2 separate regions of the Homo sapiens genome follow, and region 2 is linked to region 1. The links are chromatin loops, found by intact Hi-C in ENCODE. Cell type or tissue: HepG2. All regions are shown on one strand. Links, peaks and the distances in the headings refer to the core of each region. The heading gives the core; the rest is flanking DNA.

Region 1 (16,331 bases), core at 4,116-12,115:
AATTTCCCCTCCCTTCCTCCAGGACTAAGCAACCACCAATCTACTTTATCTTTCTATAAATTTGCCTATTCTGCACTTTTTAAATAAGTTGAATCATACATTATGGTGTATTTTGTGACTAATTTCTTTCATGTCACATGTTTTCAGGGTTCATCCATGTTGTAGCATGCATCAATACTTCATATTTTTTATTGCTAAATAATATTTCATGTGTGTGTTTATATATAACATTTTCTTTATACATTCATTCATCAGTTGATGGACATTTGACTTTTTCCCATTTGACTCTTATAAATAAAGCTGCTATGAATATTCATGCACAAATGTTTATGTGGACATGTGTTTTTACTTCTCTTGGATGTATATCTGGGAGTGGAATTGCCAGATTGTATGACAACTCTGTGTTTGACCTTTTAAGGAACTATCAGACTCTTCTCCACAGTAGCTGCATCACTGAAACTCCCACAGCTGTGTATGGGGTTATCTCCAGCTCTTAACATAGTATCTGATGCATAGAACATTCTCAAAAAATATTTGTTGAAGGCCAGAAGGAAAGGAAGGACAGGGGAATCAACATTCATAAGTGAGTGCTGGCTGTGAGAAAGTTGAGTTTAGAGAGAATCCTGATCATGGCTTCCCCAGCATGGGATAGGGGACAGGCCACAGCACTGACTCCAGGAATGACATAATGGCTTTGTGCATGCCATCCTGCTCTGATTCAAATTGTACTTTTTCTCTTTAATCTTCAGCTCTCTGCCTTTGTTTCTTGGGCTCATACCTGATATAGGTAAGCAGGAATGTTCAGGCCTCTTGGGATTCTTGTCATCCCAATAATTCCCAACACAGAAAGTCTCTCTCTCTCTCTTTCTCTCTCTCTCTCCGCGCCCCCCCAACCCGCTCCCATCACACACATACATACACATACTGTGATTGTATTAGTCCATTTTTGTATTGCTACAGAGTAATACTTGAGGTAAGATAATTTATAAAGAAAAGAGGTCTGTTGGGCTTATGATTCTGCAGGCTGTACAAGCATGGCCTCAGCCTCTGCACTGAGGCCTCAGAAAGCTTTCACTCATGGCAGAAAGTGAAGGGTAGCTGGCATCACATGATGAGAGAGAAAGGAAGAGAGAAAGCAGGAGGTGTCAGGCTGTCTTTAACAATGAGATCGCTCAGAAAACTCACTCATCACCATAAGGACAACACAAAACCATTCATGACAGATCCACCCCCATGACCCAAACACCTCCCACTAGGCCCCACCTCCAACATCAGGGATCCCATTTCAGCATGAGATTTGGAGGAAACAAATAACCAAACTGTATCGGTAATAAAAGTTGTTGAGCTCATGAAGATGTAAGAATGCAGCGAGAAGCGAACATGGGAGCAACCTGGCCCTGTCTGGGTGCTCTGCTTCCTCTGAGGCCCATTCCAGGGTGGGTAGCTGACATCTCTCCCTCCCCTGGGTCTAGCCTCGGATAGGGCTGGGAGGCCAGAGACTCACTGATATGGTTTGGCTGTGTCCCTACCCAAATCTCTTTTTGAATTGTAGCCCACAATTCCCACGTGTTGTAGGAGCCACTGGGTGGGAGATAATTGAATCATGGGGGCAGGTCTTTCCCATGCTATTCTTCTGATAGTGAATAGTTCTCATGAGATCTGATGGTTTTATAAAGGGGAGTTTCCCTGCACAAACTCCCTTCTCTTGTCTGCCACCATGTAAGACGTGCCTTTCACCTTCCACCATGATTGTGAGGCCTCCTCAGCCATGTGGAACTGTGGGTCCGTTAAACCTCTTTCTTTTGTAAATTGCCCAATCTTGGGTATGTCTTTATCAGCAGCATGAAAACAGACTAATATACTTGCTTATATCTTATTAGGAGAAAACTGGATGCCAGGAAAACAGCTACCAGCAGCTTTATGTTTTATCACACAAATTCTTACACCCCCAGCAAAGGAGAGTGCGTCTATATGACAGCCCCTAATTACATCAGATCATAAGTTATTGTGACAGTGGAGAGTGGGCCTGACCTATTCAGCCAAAAACGATGAGGACCAACCCTGAGGTGGTGATGTGCCAGCTCCTCTGGGATGGGATGTCACTGGCAATGCAGATTTGAATTCCCACTTCTGAATTGTTTTTATTCACAGTACTTTTGACACCAAAGGTGTGAAGTTTTTCCTCACACCAATCAATTCTCCAACTCTCTGGACACCAACTAGGTGTCCTACAACTCAGTTCAACTCTGATACTAACTACCTGGAGTTAGCACAGGCCCCACAGGTAAAGGGCTTGGTCCCATGAGACTGCCTACTCCCTAACCCCCGACCATGCTTCAGATGCCGATTCCAAGTCTAAGCCACCCATGCTCCTGACCAACCAGCTACAAAGTCAGAGGCTGCTCACAACTCCCTCCTCAGGCTTCAAATTTTGCTAGAGTGGCTCACAAAACCCAGGGAAACACTTTACTCACATTTACCTGTTTATTATAAAGGATACAACTCAGGAACAGCCAAATGGAAGTGCCACCTAGAGCCAGAGATGAGGGAGGGGTGCAGAGCTTCCATGACCTCTCAGGGCATGGCACCCTCCCAGCACCTCCGTGTGTTCACCAACCTGGATGCTCTCTGGACTCTGTTGTTTAGGGTTTTTACAGAGGTTCCATTACATGGCTTGACTGACTAAATCATTGCCCATGAGCGATTAACTCAATCCCCCACCCATCTCCGTTCCCTGGAGCTCAGGAGGTGGGGCTGAAAGTGCCAACCTGCAAAGACTGTTGTTGGCTCCTCTGGCAACCAGGCCCCATCCTGAAGCCATTTAGGGACCCCAGCCACCAGCCATCTCATTAACATATTAAACTCAGATAAAGGGGCTTATTGTAAATAACAAAAATAGTTCTTCTCACCTCTATCTCTCAGAAAATTAAAAGAGTTTCAGGAGCTCTGTGCCAGGAACTGGGGACAAGGACCTATTACATATATATACATATATATATATATATATATATATATATATTTTTTTTTTTTTTTTTTTTTTTTTTTTTTTACTGTATCTCAGCCACCCTTGCTGGAACTCCAGGCTCATCTCTCTCCATGACCTTCCCAATATTCCACTGTCCAGCATTACCCAGTGGTTTCCAGTTTCTGCTGCCCCTGCCTGCAACCCTGTCTCCATCACCAGCATCTGATGGGTCTGCCTCAGCTCCCAGCTTAGACCCTTCACTTCCTCCTGAGGTCTCTTCCAGTTCCCAAGGTCTGGCCTAAAATCTGCTCTTGGGTGCCATGCATCAGGCTCTATTTCACTTGGTTGAGCTGCATTGCATTTGCTGGTTTATCTGCCTTCCTTCCTAGATGGAAAGTTCCATGGTGGGCGGGAACCTGACGGTGGTTGTTCATCGTTATATCCTCAGTGCCTAGCAGAGTGCATACCACCTGGTAGGAATTCAGTAACTATTTGTTGAATGACTGAACGATGTTCTTTTCCAGTTAAAACAGAATGAGGGCATCAAATCTATTGGAAAGACCAGCAAGTGCCCTCACAGAACCCAGAGGAGAAAATAGCAGACCCCTGTGTCATGAGTGTCACATTCAGACCTCCATAAATAAACACTCCTTCACATCTGGGACTAATTAGACCAAAGAGAAGTTTTCTGTTTTCATAAATGAAAAACTGTCCAAATGGTTTATTGCCATAAATAGGCTAAATTAAATCTTAATCCTTGTATTAGTTTGTTTTCACATGGCTATAAAGAACTGCCCAAGGCTGTATAATTTACAAAGGAAAGAGGTTTAATTGACTCACAGTTATGTGTGGCAGGGAGGCCTCAGGAAACTTACCATCATGGTGGAAGGTGAAGGGGAAGTAAGCACCTTCTTCACATGGCGGCAGGAAAGAGAGAGCGGTGAGTGAAGTGGGAAGAACCCTTCATAAAACCATCAGAGCTCATGAGAACTCACTCACCATCATGAGAACAGCATGGGGGAAACTGCCTCCATGATCCGATCACCTCCCACCAGGCCCATCCCTGGACTTGTGGGGATTACAGGTTCGAGATGAGATTTGGATGGGGACACAGAGCCAAACCGAATCACCCCTGGAGTGCCACAGATAGGTCACATGTGTGGTGTTGGTCCCTTCAGTTCCTAGGGTGGTGCCGGAGGAGAAGAGGGGAGAAGCCTGGATTCAGACCTCTATAAATGAAGGAGCCTTTATCTATAGAGGTCAGAATGTGACACTCATGACACAGGGGTCTGCTACTTTCTCCTCTGGGTCCGGTGATGGCACTTGCTGGTGTTTCCAATAGATTCGATGCTCTCAGTCTGCTTTTAACTGGAAAAGAACATGATTCATTCATTCAACAAATACTTACTGAATTCCTTATTGAAGAAAGGAGATGCCTGGGGTAGCTGGACCCCCATGCCAAGGCCACTGGCCACGTACAGCCTCGTCTATGTGCCCCAGCATGTCCTGTGAATGTTAGCGTGGGGCATCTGGGGTGAGTTTGCACAAGCTTGAGAACACTGATGGCCACCATGTCAGCAAATACTCTGTGTTGTTATTATTTCTTACTATTTTTAGCCATTAGTACTTCTTAAATAGATATTTCTTTAGGCGGGAAGTCAAGGAAAGCACTGTATTTTCAGGCTCTGCAGAACCTAGCAGTGGTCCTGTCTCTCTGGAGACTGGGGTCTTTTCCGATTTTTAAAACAGGAGAGAAAGGGAGCACATAGTAGTAGTAGTAGTATGACTCTCAGACAATTTAACAGGAAATTTAGTGGTAGAATTTGTAGTGGTAATTGTGGTAAGAATAGTAATTAGTAGTAGAAGTAGAAGTGGTAGTAGTAGTAACTATCTTTCCAAGGCAAAAAAATAGGTAGGATTAAATATCTGTATTAGGGTTCTCTAGAGGGACAGAACTAATAGGATAGCTGTATATATAAAGGGGAATTTATCAGGGAGTATTGACTCACACCGTCACAAGGTGAGGTCCCACAGTAGGCCATCTGCAAGCTGAGGAGCAAGGAAGCCAGTTTCAGCCCCAAAGCTGAAGAACTTGGAGTTCGATGTTCGAGGGCAAGAAGTATCCAGCACGAGAGAAAGATGTAGGCCAGAAAACTAAGCCAGTCTAGTCTTCCCACGTTCTTCTGCCAGCTTATATTCTAGCCTTGCTGGAAGCTGATTAGATGGTGCCCACCTAGGTTGAGGATGGGTCTGCCTTTCCCAGTCCAGTGACTCAAATGTTAATCTCCTTTGGCAACGCCCTCACAGACACACTCGGGAACACTACTTTGCATCCTTCAGTCAAGTTAACACTCAATATTAACTATCATAATATCTAATCTTATATTTTCCATATGTGGGCCCCCAAGAGGTTAGAGGCCAAAGCTTGAAGCAACCAGGTACAAACAAGAAATTTTGTTTAAAATGTAAAGGAAATGTTAAAAAAATTAAACAACATTTTAGAATATTGTGTTTCATCCTAAAAACCCATGCAAAATTTACTTGCTACTTCATAATATTTCTGTGTCATCTCTCCCTTCCTCACCCCCCAAAAGCTGTGAGTTATAAATGTGCTCCTGGGGCCAGGTGCAGTGGCTCACGCCTGTAATCCCAGCACTTTGGGATGCCAAGGCAGGTGGATCACCTGAGGTCAGGGGTTCGAGACCAGCTTGGCCAACATGGTGAAACCCCATCTCTACTAAAAATACAAAAACTAGCTGGGCATGGTGGCGGGCGCCTGTAATTCCAGCTACTTGGGAGACTGAGGCGGGAGGATCGCTTGAACCTGGGAGGCAGAGGTTGCAGTGAGCTTAGCTTGTGCCATTGCACTCCAGTCTGGGTGACAAGAGGGAAACTCTGTATCAGAAAAAAAAAAAAAAAAAAAGTGCTCCTGGAACATGGGCCAAGTTCATCCTGGGACTTCGTGACAATCCCTCCTGTCCTCTCCTGCCCAAGCCCTCGGGGGCTGCACATTCCTCAGCTGAAGAAGAAACACTGCCTGTTGGCCCAACTTGATTCTTACATAGTTTCTTCTCTGGATGGTATGATATAAAAGTCAAACCACAGAGGTTCTAAGTTAACAGAGAAAATGGTGAAGGGGACCAAAAATAAAGAGAAATGATTATTATTGTTATTATTTTGAAGTGAATAGGAATAGGAGTTTTCTCTGGGCTAGCATGACAGCATTCGGGGGATGGAGCTGGCCTCCTGGTATCTTGCTGCAATATCAGAATGGTGGGGAACCCTTGCCCTGACAGCATCGCAGACTGTCAGTGATCCATCACTGTTTATCATACTCACATTAAATTATGCTTGGCGTGTACTATAAGTCTGGAAACCCTGCCAGATTCGGTCTCTGGCTGCAACGTGGCTGCCTCTGACTAAGGAGGCTTGATGGGTATTTTATCATCTTTTTAGAGATGGACGTCGCTTGGGCCTTCTTAGGTAATGCGAGGTATGGTGTTTCCATGAGACCAGAGTAGCTCTCAAGGTGTGATATTTTTCTAGGGGAAGAGCTCTGGGAAAGGGGCTCATGTATTTTTGGCCCTAGACCTGACTTTTTTTAGCTGGCGAATGTGATAAACAGGCTGAATCCTAACTTTCTGTTGGCTGCCCTGATTCTGCGCTGACTCAGCTTTCTTTGTGGCTTCCTGCCAATGCATGTAAGGTACCATCCAAAGTCTGGGAGAAGATGCTCAGTCATCTTTTTATTGTTTCTAGAGAAATGTCCTTAGTGAACAAATAGCCCTGATTGACAGCCATAAAATAAGAGAATTATATCATATAATGTCTACGGTGCTTTCCAGTGTGTGCATTTTTAAACTTTGAAATTTCCAGTTAAATTGAGAGGGAGAGATGCTTCATAGCCCCACAAGAGGTGGAGAGGGGGAACCTTAAAGTATTTCCTGAGCTGAAGTTTCCAATGAAGCAGAAGCATGTTGTAAGTCAGTATCCAGACTAGACAAGACTAAAGTGTCCACTCTCTTTATATCAGAGAGGAATCAAACTAAAACTTTTTGAGGGAAGGTTCAGATTGAGAGTTAGTCTGCTTAATAAGGGATAAATGACCCCACCAGCTCATTAAGTGGAACCTCAGGGACTCACCCTGGAGAATGTACAAATGTGCATCTCTCTCTCCTGGACCCTGATGAGCATAGGATAAACATGCTTAATTTGTAATATTCCTTTCTCTGCAACATAAATGACGTATCTTGGGCAGGCAAGGCTGACCCTTTGATATATTTCACCCATGGTAGGATCTTTAAAACATGAAAGTTTGTTCAGAGACCACAGCTCTAAGCCTGTAGATCATTTTGGAGAGGATGGAAGCCAGGTAGCCTTTGGCAGGGCCCCTGGCATGCTTGGTGCTGTCTTGCTTGATGAGAAATGTGTGGTTCCACCGCCGGGGGTGGGCGGGGGGATTATCCAACAATTTATTTCTACACAACAACGGCACATGAAAAAAAAAAAAAAAGGCTTGGCTCAGAATGTGAGAGCTGAAATGAACCTTCAGGGTCACCTCCATCAACCCCTCTCTCCGCAAACAAAGAACACCAGGACCCCACACGGCTAAGTGGGTGGGTCCCGCTCCCATAGCTAATTAACGGCAGACTCAGGTATAGAAACCTGGTATCTGTAATCAAAATGGCCCTAATTCAAAACCTGGTCGGGCCACTCAGTAAGCCATGTTCCCCTCGGTAATTTATCCAGTCCCCCCTGAGCCTCACTTTGCTCCGCCACAAAACAAGAATGACCCTCCTTGCTTTTTAGGGCTCCTCTGCAGATTAAATTCATTAGCACCTCGAACGTTGGAAAGACACAATATTTTCTTGCCCTCCCCTCCTCTTATCAGCTTGAATCGATGCGTCATGAACTCAGTGATTTCCTCTTCGCAAGCCTGCTCTGGATGCAGTCTGGTGTTACATAACCGGCTGGCTGAGGACGCAGGTCCCCTGGGCGCTGCCGGCGCGCTGTGACCAGACACGCGGGCGCGGGTGGGGGGTTCCGTCCAGCAGAGGGCGGCAAAGGACGCCCGGCGCGGTCCCACGGCCCTGCGGGCGAGCAGCAAGCTACTGCGTTCCCTTCGGGAAGGCCTAATGAGCTCTTCCTGCACCGTGTTCTTTTCGGTAGAAGCATTTTTCCTGCCTCACTTAAGTGAGTACACAGTGTTTTGGCAACTGCCATGTGTCCATATTTTTTTTTAGTTTTTGCTTTGTTTGGTTCTGGTTTACTTGAGGGGCGCTCATGACATTTGCTAAGCATTTCCACGCTTATGGTCTTCTCGCAGTTTGATGTCTCCAGTGCCCCAAAAGGAGTCATTTTTATTCCCAATTTACAGATGATGACGGCGATATTCAGATAAGTTTAGTGACGTGGCAGAAGCAGATGCCCTTTCTAAACCAAGGAAGGGGCTGGGATGAGGAAGGGGAGGTATTTAATTTGACCGTTTCTGCCTCCTTCTGTCAGACATATTCGACAGGATTTATTCGGTGCTTGAGGTAAGTCAGGTACTTTTGTAAGTGCCTGGGAACATGAAATAAAAAGGAGGTGGCAAGTCTTCAATTTAATTCGAAAGACTGCATAATTTTTTTGACCTCTGAAAGTGGTTTGGGAGGAGGTAGAGGCTGGGTTTCCTGCAGTGTAGACAGGGTCTGTTACACCCGCTCCCTCCCAGAACTGCTGGATCCCAATCTGCAGTTTCACAAGCCCCCAGGTGACTTATCCACACACTTTAAAGTGTGAGATGCGCAGCCCTGGAGGGCACCCAGGAGCTCCATTCAAATATTTGGAAGGCCAATATTTGAAAGAGTAAGTGTATTTGTTTTGTTTTGCTCTAAAAGATAGGTTTAAGTTTAATTAACATAAGCCACAAGAAAACGAGATTTCCAAATCCTGTAATGAACAGGGGATTTGGAGTCGGGCCTTCTCCTAAACCTTACTAGCTTGTTACTAGTTGCCAGGTGAGTTGAAGCTGGAGGGACTTGGCGAAACTTCTTCTCTCTGATTCTTATGACTCCTAAGATGGGAATGTTGTTCTCTAGCCCCCACTGGGTGACTGCTGTTGGCTTTTCCCCATCGAATAAGATAGGAAATTTGAAAGTTGTAATTATTAACTGCCCGGGTCAGAGATAGAGCGCTCTGCTCTGTGAGGTAGTAAGTGGCTCTTCACACATTGAGGGACAGTGCAAATGGAGGTGGGGATGTATATTTGGGGCTCTTATGAAATTCAGTATGGTTGGGGCATGTAGTGGGGATGGAGGTGGAGGTGAAGAATGCGAGAGCTGATGGCACAATTAGGACTAGAACCCAGAAGTTCACTCATTTCATAGTTATTGTGTTAGAAGTAAGAGCAGTCCCCACAATGCCCCACCCTTAGTTTGGCTCCCCCGCTCCCCCCGCCTTACAGACAGGGTCTTGCTCTGATGTCCTGGCTGGAGTGCAGTGGTGCCATCATAGTTCACTGTAGCCTTGAAACCCCCCTGGGCTCAAGGTGTGAGCCACTACACCTGGCCTGACGCCTTAAAACTAATGCTAGATGACATCTGCTTAGTTGGGAGCATCACAGACCACATACCAGGGGTGTCCAATCTTTTGGCTTCCCTGGGCCACACTGGAAGAGGAAGAATTGTTTTGAACTACACATAAAATACACTAACACTAACAATAGCTGACATGTTAAAAAAATAAAACAAACTCATAATGTTTTAAGAAAGTTTAAGTATTTGTGTTGGGCTGCATTCAAAGCTGTCCTGGGCCACATGCCACCCATGGGCTGCAGGTTGGAAAAGCTTGACCTGGATTCTTCTAGCTAATTGTGAGTATAGGAGAAGGCCGTCTGTTTACTGCTTCTGGAGCCCTCTGCGTAAGTGCAATTAGGAACGAGTGGAAACAATGAGGAGGGGAGCATAAGAATAGCTTGGTTGTGACCACTGGAACCCAAAGCAGCACTTGTCTTGTCAGCGCTGTGTTATCAATCAGGAAGGCAGCCGTGGCTTCTCCCGGGAGGCAGGCACCAAGATGAGGAAGCCTGAAGTTCTGGGCCCTGCAGAGTCCTTTCAGTGCAGGGGGGCAGAGAGAAGGAGCGTGAGGAGACCCACATGGGAGGCATGCAGGAGGCCCTCTGTGTATGTCTATGGAATGGGCCCCTCAAGGAGCCGCTAAGCAGCGGGAAACTCCACCCACTGGCTTATTCTCACCCCTGGGCTCCTCCATCCCCTCACCCTTCATAGAGCCCAAAACAAAGACAAAACTTGTGCCAGCTTCAGAAAGGTCAGTTCTGATTTAGACCTTTGGTCTGACTTGAATGGCATCTCTTAAATACTGAGTTAATTAAAGAAAGGGCACAATCTACAGAAACCCATTCTATCAAGTTCTGCCTCAGAGAACGCCCGTTAGCCTGACATAGGATGTTTCCTTAGTGTTGTCGTTGCCTGTTGTTGGGCCCTCCAGACAAGCTCAGCGCCGTAGTCGCTCCATGTTCGAGCTCTGTTTTGTAAGCCATCTAGCATTTTGCTTCCAAGGGTGGAAGGCTGGAGTGGCAGAGGAGCTGAGAAATGTAATATCAGCCAGTGAGGAATGCAGACTGGAACCTGAACCGTCTTTGGTTTACATAGTCTTGGTTGAAATGATGTGGTCATTTATCTCGATGGATGTTTATCCTACTCAAGACAGTTTCTTCCTAAACCAGGGCAAGACTTTCCCCCTCCCCTCCTTTCTCCACTTCTCTTCTTCCATCCCCTCAGCATTGAATCCTTCCAGTGCCCAGGAATTCCTCCAGATCCTATACGTTCCAGAAACAGGCAACCTCCTGCTCATTCAAGGAATGCTGGAATTTAATACTGTCTGTGCCACCTTTTTTTTTGCCCTGAATGACTGAATGAGTGAATGAATGAATGAATCACATAGAAAACACCTTGTCGTTTCAACTTAATTCTGAAAATACATTCAAATGTATTTTTGTGCTTTTTGCTGAGTTTCTACCTGAAACAGATGCCCATCCTTTTCACACCATTGGCAGTTTCGTGTGATTTTATTTTTTCCCTTCCTCAGATTTCCTGGTTACTTTTTTTTTCAAAGCATGAAGCTGTAAAAAGAGTGTGGGATTTGGAACTGGGCTGCCTGCATATTAGTCCCAGACTTGCCCCCGACTCGCTGACAAACCCTGAGCACGCCACTCACCCTGTGAGCCTCAGTTTCCCCACCAGTGAACAGAGACCCAGCCAAGCTCCCGTGAGTTCTGTGAGGATGTACAAAAAAGAGCTTTGAAAAGGTGACATGCAGATGACTCTCTTTCTTTTCTTTTCTTTTCTCTTTCTTTCTTTCTCTCTCTCTCCCTCCCCACCTCCCTCCCTTCCTCCCTCTCTCTCTCTTTCTCGCTCTTTCTTTCTCTTTCTCTCTCTTTCTTTCTTTCTCTTTCTTTCTCCTTTCTTTCTTTTCCTCTACTGTGTCATCTCCATTTGCTTTCTCTAATGTTCTTCTCTTTTCTCTCCTGAAAACTGGCATTTTAAAAACTGTTGCTGTTGCAATGAGTACTTGCCTTTTAAAAATCTTCAAGTTGCTAAGCAGCGTCAGCCCCCCCTTCCCCTTTTGTGCAGCCTGGTTGCCATAGTATCATCTGAGCATGGTAACAAGAGGCAAAGAGCAATCATTTTTCACTAAATAGGGCTGGGCAGACAGATAAACATGCTGCAGTGTTTCCTTACAACCTGTCTCGAGGAAGGGGGGATGCTGCTCTGTAGTACACAACTCTGTTGCTTTCATCAGCCGCTACCTTGGTTTCCTGTTGGCTGAGAGCGGCTCTCCTCACCTGTAGCTCCTGGCATGTCATCCCACCCCTGGCACAGCACTTCCTAAAAAAGGCTTTTGAAGGGATGCTGCTGCTACTCCCTTATTTGTAGCTATTTAGGGCTAAATGCAGACTCAGATCCTTCTCAGATAGTTGCTAAACATAGAACATTGAGTGTGAATCAGTACTGTGACTAAAGTTTCTTGTGTCGTAGCAGGTTTGGAGAAGATAATTAATAAACGTCATCGGAGTGACATCAAAGGGTGTTCTTCAAAAAATGGAAGAGGTTAAGAGAGAGATGAAAATAAAGAACCTACTTGAAATCAAACATGTATTTGAGAAATTTAAATCCAGATTCCTGTTCTTCAGCTCACAAGGTCAGATACATGATTAGCAAGGTTATGAACTGAAGCACGGGGCAGAGTGGGAAGTTTTTCCCCTTGGTCCATGTAGGCAGGGAATGTCCACAGGTATGGGTTGACTCATTAAAATACTGAGACATTTCCCTCTGCATTGGTGCTGCTCTAGCGCACAGTGTCCTCTTAGTGCCCGGCCACCCTCACTCCAACCCCAGGACCCTAGGGGGTCCCCACAACCCACTGTCAAAGGGTTAAGGCTGGCACAGCATGGGGTTCTCCAGGAGCCTGCAATACCCCCACCCCAGCCCCTAGATCTGAGGCCAGCAACTGTTCTGGTGGGTCAGGGTCCCTGCCTTACTCCCTTGTTAAGTCTTAGGAATATCGGCTCCTAAAGCTACCCACATGTACGCCTAACCTTTTTCTAAATAAGTCCATTTTTCTTGTGGAAGCAAAATTTACTCTTCCAGATTAAGCCATCAGCGGAGTGTGCCGCCCTCTGCAGACACTCAGCCTTCTTTGGGAAGACATTCCCTTTGAACTTGGGTTGCAGGATTGAGATGAACAAGCACTGTCACCCCTACTCTCATGCTCGACTGCCCCAGGACAATGACACACAATTGCCAGGCAGCTGCTTAAAATGAGGAGCTCACTCCATGGCTTCAGGGGGCTGTGTGTGTCGATCCTCTGAGCTGATTTCCCTACATCTTAAACATGCATGGCTCAGAGGGACCTACAAAGAGGCCTTTTCAGGCAAGGGCAGGGCTATCCCCAGACTCCTTTAAACAACTTCTCCCTTAAAGCGGAACCAAGTTTCCCCTTCCATGAGTTTTCCAGGACCTTTCCTATTCTTGTGTTTAACAGTTTCTGCCCTTCTTCCTTCCTGCTGGAAGCCACGTTAGGGCTAATAAAATGTCTTGTCAGAGGAATCCTGGAACCCAGGAAGGGAGAGAAGAGATTCCGCAATCTGCACTGGCCAGGCAGGAGCCTCCGACATCAGAGACAGACGGCATCCATCCAGCGTCTCTCAGAAGGAACTGCAGCTGCCTCCCTCAGTTACCCCACCCAGGGTCTGCTGAGCCTTGCTCAAGGAAAGTGCTCTGTGATGTCTAAGGAATGCCTCGTGGAAGTCTGATTTGCTTTTGTCTAGACTTGGGAGGAAGCAGAGGTTAGCTGTCAGAGTGCCCTGTATATATGCCCTTCTGAATCCCAGCTTTCTCGACTCACCCACCTTATTCGTCTATTTGGACTCCCTGATCAAATGAGAAAAGTTTCCCTGTCCATGTGAGTGGTACCTACCACACCCTCCTTAGCATATTGACTGGTAGGTCCCTTGTCTATAGCCTTGTCTGACTGCATAACAAAGCTGTGTTTCCCAAAAAGAACTCCTTCCCCTTTTCCAGATTCTACAAACTTCCACGCTATCCCTAACTTGACTGTGCCTAGAAGGCCATTGGTCAGAGCTTCACAGGGCTTTGGCTGTTTTGCTGGCCAAGTTATTTTTGGATTCAGTCCCAGTGGTATGCTGATAAATGTTTTATAACTGACTGTCAGGGGTATTGAGGGGGGGGCAGCAAAAGAAGAAAAGCCCTGATTTGTGGCAACTGGCGATTTCTCTTTCCTTTCTTTCTTTCTGTCTGTGTTTCTTTCTTTCTTTCTTTCTTTCTTTCTTTCTTTCTTTCTTTCTTTCTTTCTTTCTTTCTTTCTTTCTTTGTCTTTCTGTCTTTATCTCTCTCTCTCTTTTTCTTTTTCTTTTTTTTGATGGAGTTTCTCTCTTGTTGCCCAGGCTGGAGTACAATGGCACAATCTCGGCTCACGACGACCTCCGCCTCCTGGGTTCAAGTGATTCTCCTGCCTCAGCCTCCTGAATAGCTGGGATTACAGGCATGCACCACCACGCCTGGCTGATTTTGTATTTTTTGTAGAGATGGGGTTTCTCCATGTTGGTCAGGCTGGTCTCAAACTTCCAACCTCAGGTGATCTGCCCTTCTTGGCCTCCCAAAGTGCCGGGATTACAAGTGTGAGCCACCGTGCCCGGCCACATCTGACAATTTCTATGGTGTAAAAACTCCCACCATGGTCAACAATAAACTACCAAACTGGAGTCAGTGAATGCCGGACTGTGGGGAGATGTGCCCAGTTGGTTCTTGTGAGCTGGTGCAAGCTGGCTCTAGCACACCACTGAAGTAAACCCTTCTTCACGGGAACGTGGCTGTCCATCTTTTTTCGTGTTTTCTTCCTGTACCTTGTTTCCAACTAACATCTGTCAGGTGTGCCAATTCTTTCAGCCAGTGGTTTCCAATCTGTTTTTGGACAAAAGTCTTAATGTTCATATAAATAAGTGAAGTACATAAATGCAACAGCAGCCTGGTTGGGAAATTGGGGAAGGTTCTGGGCCCTACACTTTCCTAGAACCAGGGAGAACACTAGGAATCACCACTTTAGGGTATTTTCCTCCACTCATTGATGACTTGAAACAATCCCGAATTCTGTGGCGTATATGACATAGCTCTTGACCCATGATTGTTGTGTTGAACTCTTTGGCATAGTTGAAATGAACAATCTTGTGGATTTACTTGGAACCATTTGTAACACCCATTGTTTTCGGCCAGGAGGGGTTCTCAGGAGCTTCATTAATCAACATAACAATGATGACCTTATATGCACTGCAGGACAGGCAGTTACAGTGGGAGCCCTTGCTCTACCAGGACACCTAATTTAAGTGTTTGTCTACAGCTCTGAATGTTCTCTGGCTTCAGCTGTCTACCAAAAACTGAGAGCTATGAGTCACACCACTTAGCTGGCTGCAGGTTTCCAGTCCTGCTTTTTTTCTCAGTCAATACCTTTCTCTCTCTCTTGTTTTCTCTCTCTGTGTTTGGTATTATTTCATGTTAATTCAGATAGCCCTAAAAGATTTTTTAGTATATTTCCCCTCCAACAGAGTGCTTCCATTTTTATTAATCTATATTAATGTATATGTAATATACATTACATATAATGTAAATCATAGTTTAATGGGAATGCACCATTTAATGCATTTCTTTCATTTTGATGGGAGAAATAGCCTTGGAATTTCCTGAGGCTTCAACAATCAAGTTATTAATAGAGAAATAAAGTAAAAATTATAAAGCAGGAAGGGGGCCTATAAAGAAAGACAGAAGACAGAGTTGCAGGAAGGTTTTCCCAGTCTATGAACCCTTGATATCTCTCTGACCCATCGCTGCTTTATGTAGGATCCAAAGATTCTTCTTGTCCCAGTTATTCAAGGCCATGTTCTTAACTCTGAGAGCAGTTGTTAACTGGGACATATCAATGTTTGGGACTGTCTTCAGGCTAAGTGTGAGTTAAGTGGCCTTTCCAGTCTCCCACGCTGTAGGGAGGTACTCACATGCAAAAGCTTAATAGGCTTTAACTTTATGCTAACAGTGTGAAGTGCTAATAGTTGGATTTCAGACATCAAACTGGTTTAGGGCATAGAATGAGGAAACAACTTCTCTAGATGGATGGCCCTTATCAGCGCCTCCAGAATCACACCTGTAGGTCATTGTTACTTCCATTTGCATGTGTGGCCAGCTGTGTTGGTCCGTCAGGAATGCAGAAGACCAATCTGCCCCACATCTCCATTGTTGCTGGACTTCTCCATTTATACATCCTAACGGGCTTCACACAGAACCTATCCAAAACAGAACCACACAAGTTCAAGTTGTATTCCATGCTCCACATCTCAATGAGCAGTTGTTACTCAAGGTTACCCAGACCACAGGTTAGTGAGTCCCATTTGGACTCCTCTCTACCTGCTCTCCATTCAGTTGTCAAGTTCTATCAACTTCTTTTTCAATTTCCTTTCACATTTCTCTTTCTTTCTAGCTCCAATACTATTGCTCTAATTCAGGCTACTTTAATTTTTTCCTAGTCTGGAAGAATGTTTTATTCATAGGACATTTTCAATAACTATCAGTTAAATGGCTGGACGACTATAGAAGCTTCCTTTTAACTGGCAATCCTGCCTCCCAGACAATTGTGCTATATGCCTTTCATTTATACCCCATGCTTTAATGAAAGTTCTAGAACATAAAGTGGATCATGTCGCTCTTGGAGGTAGTAGCACTGCACACACCATACACCCCATCTTGCTTGTCTTACCCAACATGGTCTCACCTGCTCTTCAATCTGTCCTTCCAAGCAC
Region 2 (16,331 bases), core at 4,080-12,079, 150 kb after region 1:
CCTTTCTGACCCTCCTTTTAGTATGCAGAATCTTTCCATCAGTCATTTTGGATTTTTGTTGCATGTTGAGCTATTCATTTGTTTGCTTTTTATTCATTCAATGATCTTGAAAGAAAAGAAGTCTGTCCAGGCTTGGCTTGTTTTTATTTAAGACAGAGCTGAGAAATCATTTTAGACAGCCTCACTTCCTGCCTGATATCATTACAATCCTCTCCTCCAACACTAAGTAGAAGGCTCCTTGATGGAAATTTGATTTAGCTCAGTGGTACAGCAGCTTCAAGATAGTATGGAGGGAGTTTTAGCCATGGTATATACAGCACAAGTATGTCATCTTTGCTGAGTTTCTTATTGTAAGGGGTTACTTCTCTCCAGCCAACTTTTTCTTTTCTTAACCTGGATGCCAAATATACAACTCAGCCAAGCCTCCTTGCCATTGCTATTTCCACTGCCCAGGAAGAAGAACTCTTGTACGGTCAGTTTTGGATTTGGTGCAGCTACTGGGCAGAACTTAGGAGTTTTCTGTAAAACTACTAGGAGCATGGAGACTTCAAGGCATGTGGCTGAGGGAATGGTTAATAGGTACAAAAATATGGTAATGTAGAATGCGTGAGATCTAGTATGTGATAGCACAACAGGGTTACTACAGTCAACAATTTATTATAGAGTTAAAAATAACTAAAGGGGTATAATTCGAATGTTTGTAACATGGAGAAAGGATAAATGCTTGAGGTGATGGCTACCCAATTTACCCTGATGTGATTATTACACATTGCATGCCTGTATCAAAGTATCTCATGTACCCCATAAATAGATACACCTACTATGTACCCACAAAAATTAAAAACTAAAGAAAAAGACATAGCTGATACACTTTCTTAACCCTGCTTTAAGTTTTCTTTTTGCTGGAGATTAATAGGTAAAGTCAGATAGCTACTTGTGCTCAAGTGGATGTTGCACAAAAAAGTCAGAAGCTATTAGTAAACACGCACTGAAGTGTTTAAAGATTTATTTTTGTTGTTGTTATTCTTCTTTGCATTGTTTTGTATTGTTAGAAGGACTTGTATGTCTATTATCCATGAAAGATTCTTTTTCCCTTTGTGGATTATATTTTTAATTAGATCAATTGGTGAATCGATTGGTGAATAGAGCAAGTTGAGTTTATAAATAAATTTATTCTTTATTTTCCTTAACTTTTCAAACAATACTTACTGAAGAATAAGGCATCCTTTCTCCATGTGTGATATTTATTATCTTGTATCCTCAATTCTTTTTTTTTTTTTTTTTTTTTTTTTTTGAGACGGAGTCTCGCTCCGTCGCCCAGGCCGGACTGCGGACTGCAGTGGCGCAATCTCGGCTCACTGCAAGCTCCGCTTCCCGGGTTCACGCCATTCTCCTGCCTCAGCCTCCCGAGTAGCTGGGACTACAGGCGCCCGCCACCGCGCCCGGCTAATTTTTTGTATTTTTAGTAGAGACGGGGTTTCACCTTGTTAGCCAGGATGGTCTCGATCTCCTGACCTCATGATCCACCCGCCTCGGCCTCCCAAAGTGCTGGGATTACAGGCGTGAGCCACCGCGCCCGGCCGTATCCTCAATTCTTATATATACTGGGATCTCTTTCAAGAAATTATTAGTAAATTTCATTGATTTTTCTGTCTATTCTTTCCATAATAACAAATTGTTTTAATTGTTTTAGATTAATAGTACATGTATCCAGATATACCAAAGCCAATCCCATAAATTGTGATTCTTTTCAGGAATTTATGTTCTGTCCTCATCTGCTGTTGCTTCCAGAGATATGCCACAATCATTTTTCAGGTTCTTCCCCATACCCATACAGCCTCCCCAACAATAAAAAATCCCTTTGAGGTTTTATTAAAATAGGATTAAATCTACAAATTAATTTAGTAAGAACTAATATTTTTAGATGACAAGAATCTACAAATATCTTTCAATTATATTCAAATATTATTTTACATCTCTAAGTAAATTTTGTTAATTTTTTTGCTTGTCCAATACATTTTCAGTTAGCATTATTTCAAGCTGTCTTATTTTTATAAAGTTATTATAAATGAAATATTTTTCTATTATATATTCTACTTGATTATTGCTAGAAAACAAGAAAATTATTGGTTCCATTTAATTTTATTTAGTTATCTCATTTCTGGCAACTTAACTGAACTCACTTTTTCCTTGTGAGAACTAAATTTAATTCTCTTGAATTTTCTGGCTATATAATCATATCATCTGAAGATAATGATAACATTTTCTCCTCTTTTCCAGTAGCTATGCCATATATTACTGTTACATGTTAATGCATTGGCTGCACCATTTCTTGACTTTTTGAAAATTTCGAACAGCTTCTTTTCTGAAAATTCTCAAAAATAAATGGTTAGTGACAGAGGTCTCTCTCTATTTTACATCTTGTTGTGAATATGAGTTTCCCACTGGGAATTTTAAACTAATTATAGCAACCAGCAGCAGATTTTTCATCTTGCTAACTGAAATCTGAGACACTCAAGCATCTCATAAATATCAGTTTTATGATATTAAAAACAAAGTTCAGGATAGTACATTTAAGACTAATTACACATCAGTTTCCTGCTGGCATAGAAAATACAAATTGATATATACATTTAAAATAAAGATAACCAACTTGGTTTGCTTTGTTTCATCTATCCATCCATATATCCATTTATCTACTGAACAAATATTTATTAAACTCTGTGCTTGAAGCAAAGAAATGAAAAAGTATAGTCCCAACCCTACAGAATCTCATCCTAGCCTTATTAGGGATGCATAGTTCTGCTCATATAATTGTGCCCCAAATGTTCATGGCTTGAATAGATGATATCAAGTGAAAATGTATATACTTATTAAGTTCTTATTATATTCTAATTATACGCTCCTGAGTTAAAATTTGATCCTTTGAGATAGACACACCTGTGGCAGGTGAGTAAAAACAAATATCACTTGTGGATCCTTTTCATTCATTACCAAAGCCCTCTCCAGTTTCTTGTATTCTTATCAAGGTTTCTCAGATGAGGAAAGTTGGGAAGAATGCAGGAAAATTAAACATGTTTCAAATTTACTAGTTTTATCACTCATATAAAAAATTCTTTAGTTAATTCTCTTTGTAAAATAGCAATACACAAAACTTCTCATTTGAGACAGTAACATTGTATTTATTAATACGTATTAATTTATTAATACGTATTAATAAGTTCTTATTAATACTTATTACAATACAATGTTATATTGTGTAATGTTCTTTGGGCATTTACATTCCAGGAATGTGCTGAATTTTTTTTTTTAGGAATTTTCAATACAATTTTTATTTATTTGTTTTTGAGACAGAGTCTCACTCTGTTGCCCAGTACAGTGGCATGATCTTCGCTCACTGCAACCTCCGCCTCCTGGGTTCAAGCGATTCTCCTGCCTCAGCCTTCCAAATAGCTGGGATTACAGTCACGCACCACCATGCCCAACTAATTTTTGTATATTTAGTAGAGACAGGGTTTCGCCATGGTGGCCAGGCTTGTCTTGAACTGACCTCAGGTGATCTGCCTCCCTCGGCCTTCCAAAGTGCTGGGATTACAGGCATAAGCCACCATGCCCAGCCCAATGCAAATTTTTAAAATATGTAAAATTTTAACTATTAAATGCTGCTGAGTAAGAAGCATTTAGATATTTAGATTAAAATGTTATAACACTGAATAGTTTCCAAATGTGAAATGTTAATATTTCTTTCTCTTTGAAAAATAAACTATAACTTACACATAAAAATCTAAAATATAATTATTTTCAATTTTTGAAGCATGATAAGGGATTTTGATGCATTATGATTGAAAAGTATTTATCAATATTCTGAAAATAGCTCATGAAAATTTTGACTGTGAAAGTTTCAATTTAAACAAAATCCAGTGTTATTAACTTCCTCTGTCTCTAAAATGTCCACTGAAAGGCATTTGCCTCTATTCAGAAATTTTTAGAAATCTAAACATCTGATTTTAACTTCTGCGTTGACTTCTTTTGACCCTAAACCTACCCACCCCTCCACTGTTCCCCCCGCCTCTCTTTTATATGGGATCATAGGGATCGTAGGGATATGAGACCCTCTAAACTTCCAAATTTGCTTTTTAATTACTGTAGTATTTTCAGCTATAGCATAAATTTTTAACAAAAACGGTCAATGTGATGGATTTCTCAAGGCAAGATTGAGTCTTGTCAAATATGAGCAAACACGACTGAAACCCAATAGATGCTACTTTTCAGCAGCAGGAACAGCCCAGGTACTCTTGGGTGGCCCTGATTTCAAGCAAATAAATCAGTATTTCCAGCCGCAAAGGTGACACTAAAGCCAGAGCATACATCATGACCATTTCAGGCATTTAGATGTGGAGAAGTATTATTTTCTTCTCCAACAAGGGTGAGTGATTCAGATGAAATCATCAACCTTAATGAACCTGTGCTTCTGCTGCAGGGTTAACAAACCAAACCCCAATGAGTCACAAGCAGCTCCCTAAGGATCCCTCCAACTGCGAGGCAGGAAACATGATTCTTGGCATGTCCAAGGTAGAAAGCACCTTGGAGACCCTGCTGTTCACTATCTCAAGTTTTTCCACTGAAGCACCCTTAGAGCAGAGCAGAGTTAGAAGAACTGACAGAAGAAATCTGCTTAATTATCTAAAAAAGTCTTCTAAATCTTTCCTTCTACTCTATTGTATATCTTTGCTCTAATATAAAAAACACATTTTAAATTGCATACCACTTCAATTATTTGACTTTTCTGTTTAACCCTCATCAAGTTTTTAAGTAAAATGAATGCTTTCCTAGACTGCACTATGTTTTCCTTGGGCCACGTAGCCACTCACGTCTGAGTATGAAGACTGCAGCTTGGTCCAGAGTCGTCTTTTAGGATTGGGTAGACTGAGGACTGGACAGGAATTGTGACTTACTCTAAATCTCCCAGCTAGCATGTGACTGTGCAGGAACTAACACTCAATCCTTCTAACTCCCAGACTTACCCATTTTCAAATAAACAATTAGGCAATGAGGCTACCCGTAGATGGCAGCCAAATGTATTTCAGAGAGCCTTCACTTTTTACATTTTCCCACTTTGCAAATAGGAAAGCTGGTTGATCTTTTATTCAAGAAACTGTTTAGGACCTCATGTGCTGTGTTTAGATATAACACAGGAAGGGGAGGGCTGAGCCAATTATCCGTGAAGCATCCATAATCTACCTACTGACTTGCACATCCACTCACTCTTGGTAACTAAAGTGCTTCCCTTTCTAAAGAAAACCACTGGGGAAGCCAAAAGCATCAGCTAAGATAGATAACTGTGAGCATGATCGTTTAGGAATGGATATGGTTTGAACTTATTCATGTTTAGAGAGAGTGTCAAATTGAGAACTAGGCAGATTCACCTACTCTACAAATGACTCTGAAGCAAATTGGTTGAAGAAATTAGATCTGAAAGATTCTTGGTGGAGAATTTTGAACTTTTATCAGTATATCCATATTTAAAAGGAGATAAAAGAAGACAAAATAAAAAAAATTATTGCAAGGCTGACAGAACAGTTGGATTAAACATCAGTTCAATTAAAAAGGACTAACAGATAAATCTTTTGAAGATAAATTTTGACTCCAGTTCTTTAGAGAAACTAAGGTGACCTTGATGGGCAGTGGAAAGAATCATGACATGTGAAATTCCTTGAATAAAAATTTATTGACTTTAAGTAAAAAAAAAAACTGCCAGCTTGGGACATGGATTTTTTTTAATCAATTTTTTTTTTTAAATATTGGAACTACTATTTGTGAAGCTGGGTGGAACCTTGGAATGCCTGTTAGTAGGCTTGCTGGGAAATTGGTTATAGCAACCAGCATAGTAAAGAACTCATAGTCAGACGTAATAAATATTTGCTGCTGATGAGTCATTCGTACTGGAAAAAGTGAAGCAGACAGGAATATCTCCGCCAAATGCTGCAGGTTATCAGAGTGGCCTTAACCAAAATTTCCATGAGTAATGTTGCAATCTTCTTACCATGGCTTGGTAAGACCTCCAGGAATGATAATGCCTTATACGAGTGTTCTGTTTTAAGTCCTCCAAATCTTCCATAGACAGTATGTAGATAGAATCTCAGGACAACCTGGTAGAGAGGAGGAAACTGAAGTTTTGAGTTCATTGGCTTGCCCGAGGGTATAGGGTTGTATAAGCTGTTTCTTTTGATTCTTAGCAGTGTGGATTCAAGTAAGCAATCATTTCTCATTTAGAGGCACACTTTCGTTAAATGCTAAGTAAGTCATTTTGATTACCACCAACAAGACACATTTCAGTAAGCAGAACATCATTCACATCTGCACATACAGAGGGTTTCATTGTAATCATAAAAATTGTTTTGCATTTATTTCATCGTTAGTTAAAAAGAGACTGTATTGGCAAAATAATACTTTAAATCGGAAAGCATTACTGCATGGCCAATTTGCTTTTTCATGCATGCCTTTTGGTGATTGGAATATGCAGAGAGCATGAATAGGTAACCCTGTGATAATCTGCATACCAGTAAAAGGTATTATTCAGACCCTACCTTTTTTTTTTTTTTCTTCCTCATTTTATCTTGTCAGGTTGGGTTTGATTCAAAGTCATTGGTTCTCTTAGAGAAGGAGGTCAGACCAGTTTAAGGAACAAGGAGCAGGAGAAGAGCAATTGAAGCCTGCACGTAGGAACTCAGATGATAAAATCGTTTTGGAAAATAATGAACAAGTAACTTGAGAGCTTGTCTTGAGGGTGGTATCACAGGTTAGGCCAGGTTATTAATTTTCCTACTCAGCAGTATGCCTCTTAAAAAACACTTACAGGGAAATGGATATGTTTTTGAAAGAAATGCAATTGGCAGAAGGGAATGACGGAACTGCATGGAGTCCACAGGCCAGTGGACCTGGGAGAGCAAAACTACTTCCATGTAAATAAGAATTGCATAACTGAGAAAATACCCAAAAGATACAGCTAACAGGACAGTGTTTAGTACACCAAAGTCGATGTCTCAAGATTTCTTGGTTCATCTTTATGATGCCAAAGCACACACCCTCTACCTCGTTTGTTTCAGTCACCCTGGGTTCTTGTTGGAATGGCCCAGGGAGCTCCATGTAAATCATGAGCACAGGCGCCTGTGCAGGGTGTGCTCCTCAGATTTTACATTTCACTCCTCCATTCACAGGATTTAGGGGGGCACTGGCCCATTCCTCAGCTTCCCCTTCCATAAAATGTGAAGAACCACGTGTGCATCTCAGAAGTTGCTCGCGCCCAAGGGCAGATCAGTGACTGTGATTTCGCCTTTCTCCCCATTTCTCTGTTGCACTCCTCAAAGTGGTGGCCTGTTGTTACCATGGAGACACAGCACAGGGTGACCTTGCTTAGAAATGATGACAACTGGTGACGGCAGGGAAGCAGAGCCCAATAGTGACGAGCCTCTGAGGAGCGCCCCCCGTCTGGGAGGAGAGGAAACAGAAGGATCTGTTCCCAAGTAAAGGAAGGGGCGGTAGGATGCAGGATTTCATGAGTCCTGCCTGATGCATTTAGCAATAACATTACCTAATAACTCGTGGTGTCACATTTTTACAGAAGATATGCTTTGTTGCCAGGGTTTTTTTTTTTTAATTCCTCTGAACTGGAGGCTTTAAACACAGTAAATATTTGTTGTTGATTTCAATACCTAGCAGTTAGCTTAATTTCCTGAAAGATAAGAGGAATTGTTGACTCATTCATTTCTGTAGGCTACTTCATACTTGTGGTTTGAGTCATTGCTCATCGATGGCGATTTTTAGAAGTATGGCAGTACTTTCTTTCTTTCTTTCTTTTTTACTTCTAGGATGAAAGTAATAACAACAAAACAAAATCTTGTTTTAATAAATTACCCTCTTCCTGTTCCTAGATTACTGGGTTCTGCTTTTTCTGCTGAAGTCAAATAGTGGAAATTATATTTTGTTAAATATTAATAAAACCCCATCACCTGTGTGTGAGATCCTGCTGCTATCTTTCCCACAGTGTTCAAGTAAGTGACTAGCATTCTGTGTCCTTCTGAGGTCTTCTGAACCCTTGGATCCTCCAAGCCACATATCCCATATCAGGTTCTGTGCTAGAATAATTGGTTTCTGCAAAAATAGTGGGATGGGGCTGGATGTGGAAAGAGTTTGGACAACTGGATGGCTCTTTCTGGTAGATTATCTCCGGCATAGGATCAATAGCCAGATCACAGATCTTAGGAAGGAGACCTGTGGCCACTGCCTCAAGGGCTCAGGCCAGAGGAAGGCCTGCTCTCTGTGACCTGAGTTCAGACATATGTTAACCCCCCAGGCCAGAGGAAGGCCTGCTCTCTCTGGCCTGACTTCGAGATATGTTAACCCCCAGAGTATGCAATGCTGAAGGTTCATGTGACTCAAAAATGCAGTCTTTCCTTGTGAGAGAATACCAGAGCCAAGGAATGGGGCCTCTTGGAGCTTAGCCTTAATGAGAATCATGTTCACATCTTCTCAGACTCTGAGCAATCTTTTCTGCTGATGGCCTTCAGGACCCAGCACTGCCCCCATTCAAGTTAGAGACCCTTTTCTAGGTCCAGGACCGCAGTATCTCCCACCACCACATCATGAAGACTGGGCTTGGGTGTGCTGGTGAAGTCTTGGTGCACAGTGGCATTCTCTATATATTCTGTGCTAGGAGAAGAGAACATGTAAAGAAGAAGAATAAAACCTCTGGGGCACCAAGTCCCCCAGCTTTTGTCCTTTTCACAGTCCGGGGCATAAGCATTCCAAATCTACCTCCCCAGTCCTCTTCACCCCTGCACCGACTCCTCAAGGCGCTGAGTGCTACAGGCAGAACCTGCCACCTTTTCACCCTCCCTGAATCCCCTTTTGTGCTCCCTCCTTGGTTCTGGACTTGGGAGCAGGAAGAAAATGGGCTCCATGCATGTCCCCCTTCCCCCGATTCAGATGCTCCTTTTAGATCCCACGGCTCAAAAGGCCTGCTGACAAATCTAGGCCAAACTCAGCCGAGCTGGTAAGATTTCCAGAAGAGTTCCTAAAAATACACTTCTCCTTAAATCAGCCTTGCCAATCACTGTACAATCACAGAACTTTAAGGACAGAAGTGGCTCTAGAAATTGTTGGGGCCTCTCTGTTTTAAAGCTAAGAAACTGGAGTCCTAGCGTGCTGAAATAATAGCAACAACAGCGGTTGAGAAAGATTTCAAATCCCATCGAGAAGATGGAACAGAGCAAACCATGAAGGCGGGCACAGACTGTAAGCTCTGTGGCGTATTCATTCATTTATTTGCTCATTCATTCACTTGCTCACTCAGCAAATATCTATTCACTGCTCACTGTGTTCTAAAGTTAAATGTTGCCCTAGATGTTAAGGATACAGACAGACCATCCCCTTACAGACATTACAGTCTGGTTGAGAGAGAAAATGCACAGATAAACAAGTATGCATGTGAGTGTTAAATAATGATAAGGACTTTGGAGGGAAATAAAGCACGGTGAGTCAGAGTAAGGAGGTAAGACTGATGCAATATTACATCAGGAAAGACTGCCCCATAGGCTGACCTCCAAGCTATGTGACTATCTGGGACAAAAGTATTCCCAGCAGAGGGAACAGCGAGGTCAAAGCTCTAAGGCAGGATGTCCCTGGCTACTGAAGGAGCAGTCAAAGGCCAGGATGGTTGGGGGGAGTCAGAAAGTATGGGGCCAGTCACCGAGGTCAGTGTAGGCCGTCAGAAGACTCTTGACAGTCCCGCTCTGTGAGGTGGGGAGCCATTGGAGGTTCCTGGGCAGAAATGTGACATGATCTGATTACATTTTCAAAGAGTCCCTCAGGATGATTTATTGAGATGTGGCTGCAGTGCGGCAAGGGTAGAGGCATCAGTAGACTGGTGAGGAGGCTTTGCACTCATGTTGTGAGAGAGAATGCTGGCTCCAAGGCAGGGGCCAAGTGCAGCTGGTGAGAAGTGGTCAGACTCTGGCGCCGTTAGGAATGTGGATCCAGAGGCATCTGCCATTGGATCAGATGTAGGGTATCGGAGAGAGGGAGGAGGGGAGAAAGAAAGAACACAAATGTCACTGTCTAGTGGGTTTTAAAGCCATAAAACTGTACAAAAGAGTGCATTTGAAGCCATAAAACCACACAAGAGAGTGGTTAAACAGAGGCCTGGTGGATTTTGCAGCCAAACTGCCTGTGTTCCAGCCATTCCTTCTCCTCTCCACCTTCCCCATCCACAGATATGCTAACCTCCTTATTTTTTTTTTAAATTAGCACAGGCCACCAGGCATAAACCCTTGGATCACTCTCATCTTTATTTTCTTTCCCTTTAAAAACATTATCTCAAACACTTCTCAGTAAGTGTTTGTTCTGAGCTCTTCGAGGGTGTTGTCTTGCCAATGAAGATGCTAACCCCATCCCAGTAATCTATCAGTTGGCTCCCCACACTGCTTCCTCCAACACTGTCCAGCACCTGCCTTTTTCTTCTCCTTGATACCTGTGTGCATTCTTACTGCACCTTCTCTGCAGCTATTCATTCCGATAGAAAGGAAGCCCCCGGCTCTTCCCTCCTGTGCACAGCACATGTGATTATGATGTGCTGAGCCCATGATGGATACAAACCCTCTTGGTGGGGAGTATCAGCGATGCCCACTTCTGACATCATTCACTGCTGCCACTTGGCATGTTCACACTCACACACATGCACACACATCAAGAAATTTAACGATACACTCAGAAACAAATTGCAAGATCACAGATAAAATTTCCACCCAGGAGAGAACAGCCCTTTTATCCACCTCCTCAACTGCCGTCACCTCCATGTGTACTAGCCTCATACCTCAGGCCTTTTTGTTCTTTTAAATTGTCCCATCTCCAAGACCTTGACCTTTGAAATTTGGCAGCACCCTTTTTCTGCCTCTGCTTTCCACTGGCCAAGGGTAGATGGAGACAGCATAACCATTCATCTCAGAATAAATTAACGCTCTTTCGCTGAAGTTGTGCCTCCTGGGCCACTTGAGATTCCCTGCCTTTCTCTTTCCCTGCCATCTTCTGTAACTGCCCACCAAAGATTTCCCACACTTCAGGCACTGGCTGGAAGGCCCCAGCACCACTTTTGCAGCAGGTAAAACAGCTCTGATTTGACTGAGACGATAAAGGCTGCAGGACTGAAGCTGCCCTGGTTTCATTTCCTGCTGTCTAGCCAGGCTGCATCCCTCACTTCCCACCTTCTGTGGGTCCTGTGAGTGTGAAATGAGTGTCTCGTTTCCTCGCTGAGGCTGGGCCTCCATGACAGCCAGCCACCCTGTCCTTCCCCCTTCTTGAGGCCAGTGGCCGCACGCTGGCCCATACCTCTACCTTGCCATCTCCCCAAGCTCTTGTCCTGTTTTTCTCCTTCCATTAAAATGAAAGAAACGTGGGAAGGGTCAGGGGAGAAGCAGGTGGTCTCCCACCCTCCCAGGGGCTTCAGAGAGTGCACCCTTAAAACTCTCTTTACAAACCTGAGGTTCCAAAAGGGTAGCTGCTCAGGATCCCGCAGGCACCAAAGCATCTCTGACTTCAGAGCAGAGAGTGCAATCCCTGCCTTGCCGCCACACTGTTCTTGCAGCAGCAAGTGCTCCAAATTCTCCAGGCACTGAGTGCCTCCTTCCCCAGCTCCAACAGCGTCATGTCACAGAAACCACCCCCTTGAAAGCCAGCAGGGACTTCCCCTTCGTGACACCTAGCCACCACAAATTGTCCACATGCCTTGATCTCTCCGTGGCAGTGGCAGTGGACGCTTTTCGCTACTCCCTCCTCTTGAAACTCTGAACCTTTCTCCCTCACTGTTGCATTATTGGAAGGATCTTTTGTCGCTTTCTTTTTCTGTGGTTTGCCTTACTCCTCTTCCTTCTTTCACCTCCAAATCACTAAAGAAACTGTTCTTGATCCAGTCCAAGCCTTCCTGTTTTCTGTCCTAGATGTATACAAATAAATCCCTTCTCCCTCTCTTATTTTTGCCATTCCATGGTTTTAGCAGTCATTTCCATGGCCATGAACTCCAACTCTGGATCCATGCCCATCACTTCTATACCCGTTTCTAGCTGCCTTCTGCTTTCTCCTGGGCAGAGCTTTGATGTCCTTCTGCACACACAGGACCCACATTTTGAAGTCCTCCCTCGCTTTTTTTTTTAATAATTTTTTTTGAGACAGAATCTCGCTCTGTCCCCAGACTGGAGTGCAGTGGCACGATCTCAGCTCACTGCAACCTCTGCCTCCTGGGTTCAAGCAATTCTCCTGCTTCCGCCTCCCAAGTAGCTGGGATTACAGGCATGCATCACCACGCCAAGCTAATTTTTGCTTCTTTTAAAATTTATTTTATTTTATTTTTTTGGTAGAGTAGTTTCACCACGTTGCCCAGGCTGGTCTTGAACTCCTGAGGTCGGGTGATCCACTCGCCTCGGCCTCCCAAAGTGCTGGGATTACAGGCTTGAGCTGCCACGCTCGACCTTGAAGTCCGTTTTGATCCATCTATTTCCTACACGCCTCATTCCCAATCCCCAAAGATGAATTTGCTTCTAATGAATTGACCTCAGCAGTAACACCTCCGTTTTGTTCTCACCACTGCAGTGTAATTTTTGACCTTTCTGCTCTACCATGGCTGTAACCTTTAACCAATTTCCCCTCCCCTGCCAACCTTTTCAATTCTAATGTATCCTAGGTGGTGCTTCCAGAAAGAGCTTCCTCCAGCTGGGAATCTTGTCAAGATCCTGCCAGTGTTCCCCACTGTCTACTATACTAACTATGCTGATGTGTTACACCTGGGCCTACTTAGTGATACTTAGGCAGACAAAGCCCCTATGTCACTATTCATAATGAGGACCACACTACCCTGAGGGACATGGTGGAAACTTAAAGGACCATTTTTAAAAAAATTGTCCAAATGCCTGGGGGGCATCTCTGGAATTTAATGGACAGGAGTACAGGATTTTGATGTCTTGCAATGGACGTGACTCCCTTGGAGCGAGGAACCAGCCTGTACCTCTGTTGTTATTTATTGAGACGGAGTCTTACTCTGTCACCCAGGCTGGAGTGCGGTGGTGCTATCTCTGCTCACTGCAAGCTCTGCCTCCTGGGTTCAAGTGATTCTTCTGCCTCAGCCTCCCAAGTAGCTGGGATTACAGGTGTGCACTACCACACCCAGTTAATTTTTGTATTTTTAGTAGAGACGGGATTTCATCATGTTGGCCAAGATGGTCTCGAACTCCTGACCTCAGGTGATCTGCCCGCCTCGGCCTCCGAAAGTGCTCGGATTACAGGTGTGAGGCACTGTGCCCAGCCTTACTTTTATTTTTTTAATTATTAGACAGTTGTAGTATAATCGAATTTTTCAAGAATGCAACAACTGTGTAAACTGAGAGAAGATTATTCTTTTTCTTTTTTTTTTTTTTTGAGATGGAGTCTCGCTCTGTCACCCAGGCGGGAGTGCACTGATGCAATCTCGACTCACTGCAACCTCTGCCTCCCGAGTAGCTGGGGCTCGGGACCTCATGCCATTCTCCTGCCTCAGCCTCCCGAGTAGCTGGGACTACAGGTTCCCGCCACCACGCCCAGCTAATTTTTTGTATTTTTAGTAGAGATGGAGTTTCACCGTGTTAGCCAGGATGGTCTCCATCTCCTAACCTTGTGATCCACCCGCCTCGGCCTCCCAAAGTGCTGGGATTACAGGCTTGAGCCACTGTGCCCGGCAGAGAAGATTATTATTTAACTTGTTAGGAACTTCATCAGAAATTATTCAGCAATTTGATAAGCCATGCCTTTTATCAAACCTGTGTCAGTCTACATTTGTACCCGTTACATTCATTACAGTGCTGCAAACAAACAGGTGACAGCTTCTGACACTTCATTCTGTCTTCTAATATGCTTGTGCCTTAGCATCAAAATTTTAAAATACATATTATTTATTGTATAAAGTAGCTTTCTGTTGATATGTAAATTACAGTATTTATAGTTATGGCAATATATTGATTTTGTTTTTAAAGTGTGTCTGTTGGTTACACTATGATTTTCATTTGGTGATAATAAAAGTTGTGTTACAAACATTTTGTCAAAAAAGGGGTTATTAGTATTTATAGGTAGGTGTACAGGCCAATGAAATGGCCATTAGGCTGGTCACTGGAGAGAGAGAAAAAGACAAAGGTCAGCTGAAAGTGGTTCTGTCCACCCAAGGCTATGGCCGGGGAAGGAAATGGAAGTTCTAACAAAGAGTTCTCTGGGAATTCAGGGCTAGATTTCAGCTGACAGATCGATCATTGTTCTGTCTGGCTACAGCCATTGGTTCCTGGACATCCAGGAAACCGGTAAGTGCAATGCAGTTTTCAATGGTCTCTAATACAATTGCTTTTATTTCTAATAAGAGCATCTCCTAACTGAATTATAAATATTTGGATAGAAAACACAGATGCAGTGAAAAACATAATTTGAATACAAATACGTGTTGAATAGATTACATCTGGCTGTAGTTTCAAGAATATATTTAGAAATTTTCACTCTTTGAATTGAGGATGTGATTTCTTTCTCTACCCATTCCTGGAAATGGCAATGAAAAGAGATTGGAAATTTTTGCATGTTAAAATGAGCCCTGGATTTTATGACTTTTTCACTTGTACTTTAAGACATAAGATACATGAAAAAAAAGTTGGAAATTTCTCCTTTTGTTATTTTTATCATAAAACAAAGGTTGGCTTATCTGAGTCATTGAATGGCCTTGGGTAACCCTATGTTTTATTTCCCTTATATTAATATATCTGAAAGTATGTTCCAGAGGACAAAATACCATGTAAAATGAAGATATCATTGTCAGACACGGTTCTTTCTCTAGTTAGAAAGAATGAAAGTTTGGAGTTAGTTTTAGAAGACAGTCTATCAAGGGCGTGTCCAACTCACATGCTAGGCAGGACTTCATAGCTTGTACCTACCTTCAGAGAAAGAGCCTTTCTACTTTCTTTTACTTATACTTCGTTGACTTTGGAGAAAATAACTTTTAGTAAAAAAGTTATTTCCACCTGTCATTTTTGTGTGTGCGTGTGTGTGTACATGCATGTGGATGTCTCAAGAACTAATGTTGATACAGATTAGGTACCACATAGAGATTATTGATAGTATACTACTAAATATATTTTGGTTGCAGTGCATGTATTTATGGCTTAAGTGTTACTATCCCTTTGAAGAAAAACAAGGAAAATGAAGCTCAGATAGAGCAGGTGACATCACACAGCTATTCAGAGGCAGAGAGAGTAGAGTCCAGGTTAGAAAAGCTGGTCTTGTCCTTCAACCAAGCAGAACATTCAAGGCACCATTTTATTTATATTTTCAATAAATTAGGCCGGGCACGGTGGCTCACCCTTGTAATCCCAGCACTTTGGGAGGCCGAGGTGGGTGGATGACTTGAGGTCAGAAGTTTGAGACCAGCCTGGCCAACATGGTGAAGCCCCTTCTCTACTAAAAATATGAAAATTAGCCAGGCTTGGTGGCAGGTGCCTGTAATCCCAACTACTTGGGGGGCCGAGGCAGGAGAATCACTTGAACCTGGGAGGCGGAGGTTGCAGTGAGCCGAGATTGTGCCACTGCACTCCAGCCTAGGCAACAGAGCAAGACTTCATCTCACGAAAAATAAATAAATAAATTAATTAATTAATTAAAACAAAACCAATTTAAAGGTATCTAAAAGAAAAACCATTAAAAGAAATCTCTTTTGCTACCTGCCTCAATGTTTTTCTTTGCGAAGTCAATCGAGTTCTCTATTCACTTGCATTTGCATCTCATTCACATCTGTGTTTCCCTTGGTTCACTGAGCTTCCTATGGGCAGGCCCCAGTTAGGAGCCTCTTCTCCGAGGCTGTGATTACAGGGCAGTCTTACACCCTCCTTCTGGAGATCAAGTGGCTCTCAGCCCCAGTCCTTCAGCTGGCAGCTCCTCCAGGGCCCTCTCCGCCCAGGCGTCTGCATCTGATAGGCTTAGGATGCGGCCAAGTCATCGATCAACAGAGAGAGCACATTGAGAGCTATTTTAAATTAGTCTCCAGAAATAGAGTGGGGACGCTCCAACATTGAGCCACTCACAGGAAGGAAACATTATTTTTTAAAAATATATATTTTAAGAATTTAAAAATTAAAAATAGGAAACTCAGAGATTCCGAAAATTAGAAATAGGAGAGTCAAGGAGACAAGGTTTCTTTCTTGTAATTAGATTTATATAAAAAGAATTAAAGGCATCCTATAAATTACTTAATGGATAATGAGTTCTTGACTGTCTGACTCAGA

The links. Peaks named below come from ENCODE experiments on the same cell type or tissue, not always from the same donor. Only the 100,000 strongest peaks of a DNase experiment are listed, where the experiment ranks them.
Region 2: a loop joins it to region 1, with 15 times the contacts of the local background. A loop is called at or near these places in 5 of 110 quality-filtered maps.

The regions. Positions count from the first base shown.
Region 1 is chr13:97,102,068-97,118,398 of GRCh38, forward strand. No RefSeq gene overlaps it. Among named protein-coding and RNA genes, the nearest start is that of LINC00456, 69 kb to the right of the region's middle. RefSeq lists a silencer at 7,936-8,115. In HepG2, for the core only: a CTCF peak has its summit at 8,025 (motif pointing right); a DNase peak (open chromatin) is centred at 7,954.
Region 2 is chr13:97,250,568-97,266,898 of GRCh38, forward strand. The region is part of intron 1 of MBNL2 (muscleblind like splicing regulator 2); the gene reads left to right. The region is part of intron 3 of LOC101927385 (a long non-coding RNA gene); the gene reads right to left. Among named protein-coding and RNA genes, the nearest start is that of MBNL2, 36 kb to the left of the region's middle. In HepG2, for the core only: a CTCF peak has its summit at 7,455; DNase peaks (open chromatin) are centred at 5,974, 7,584 and 9,554.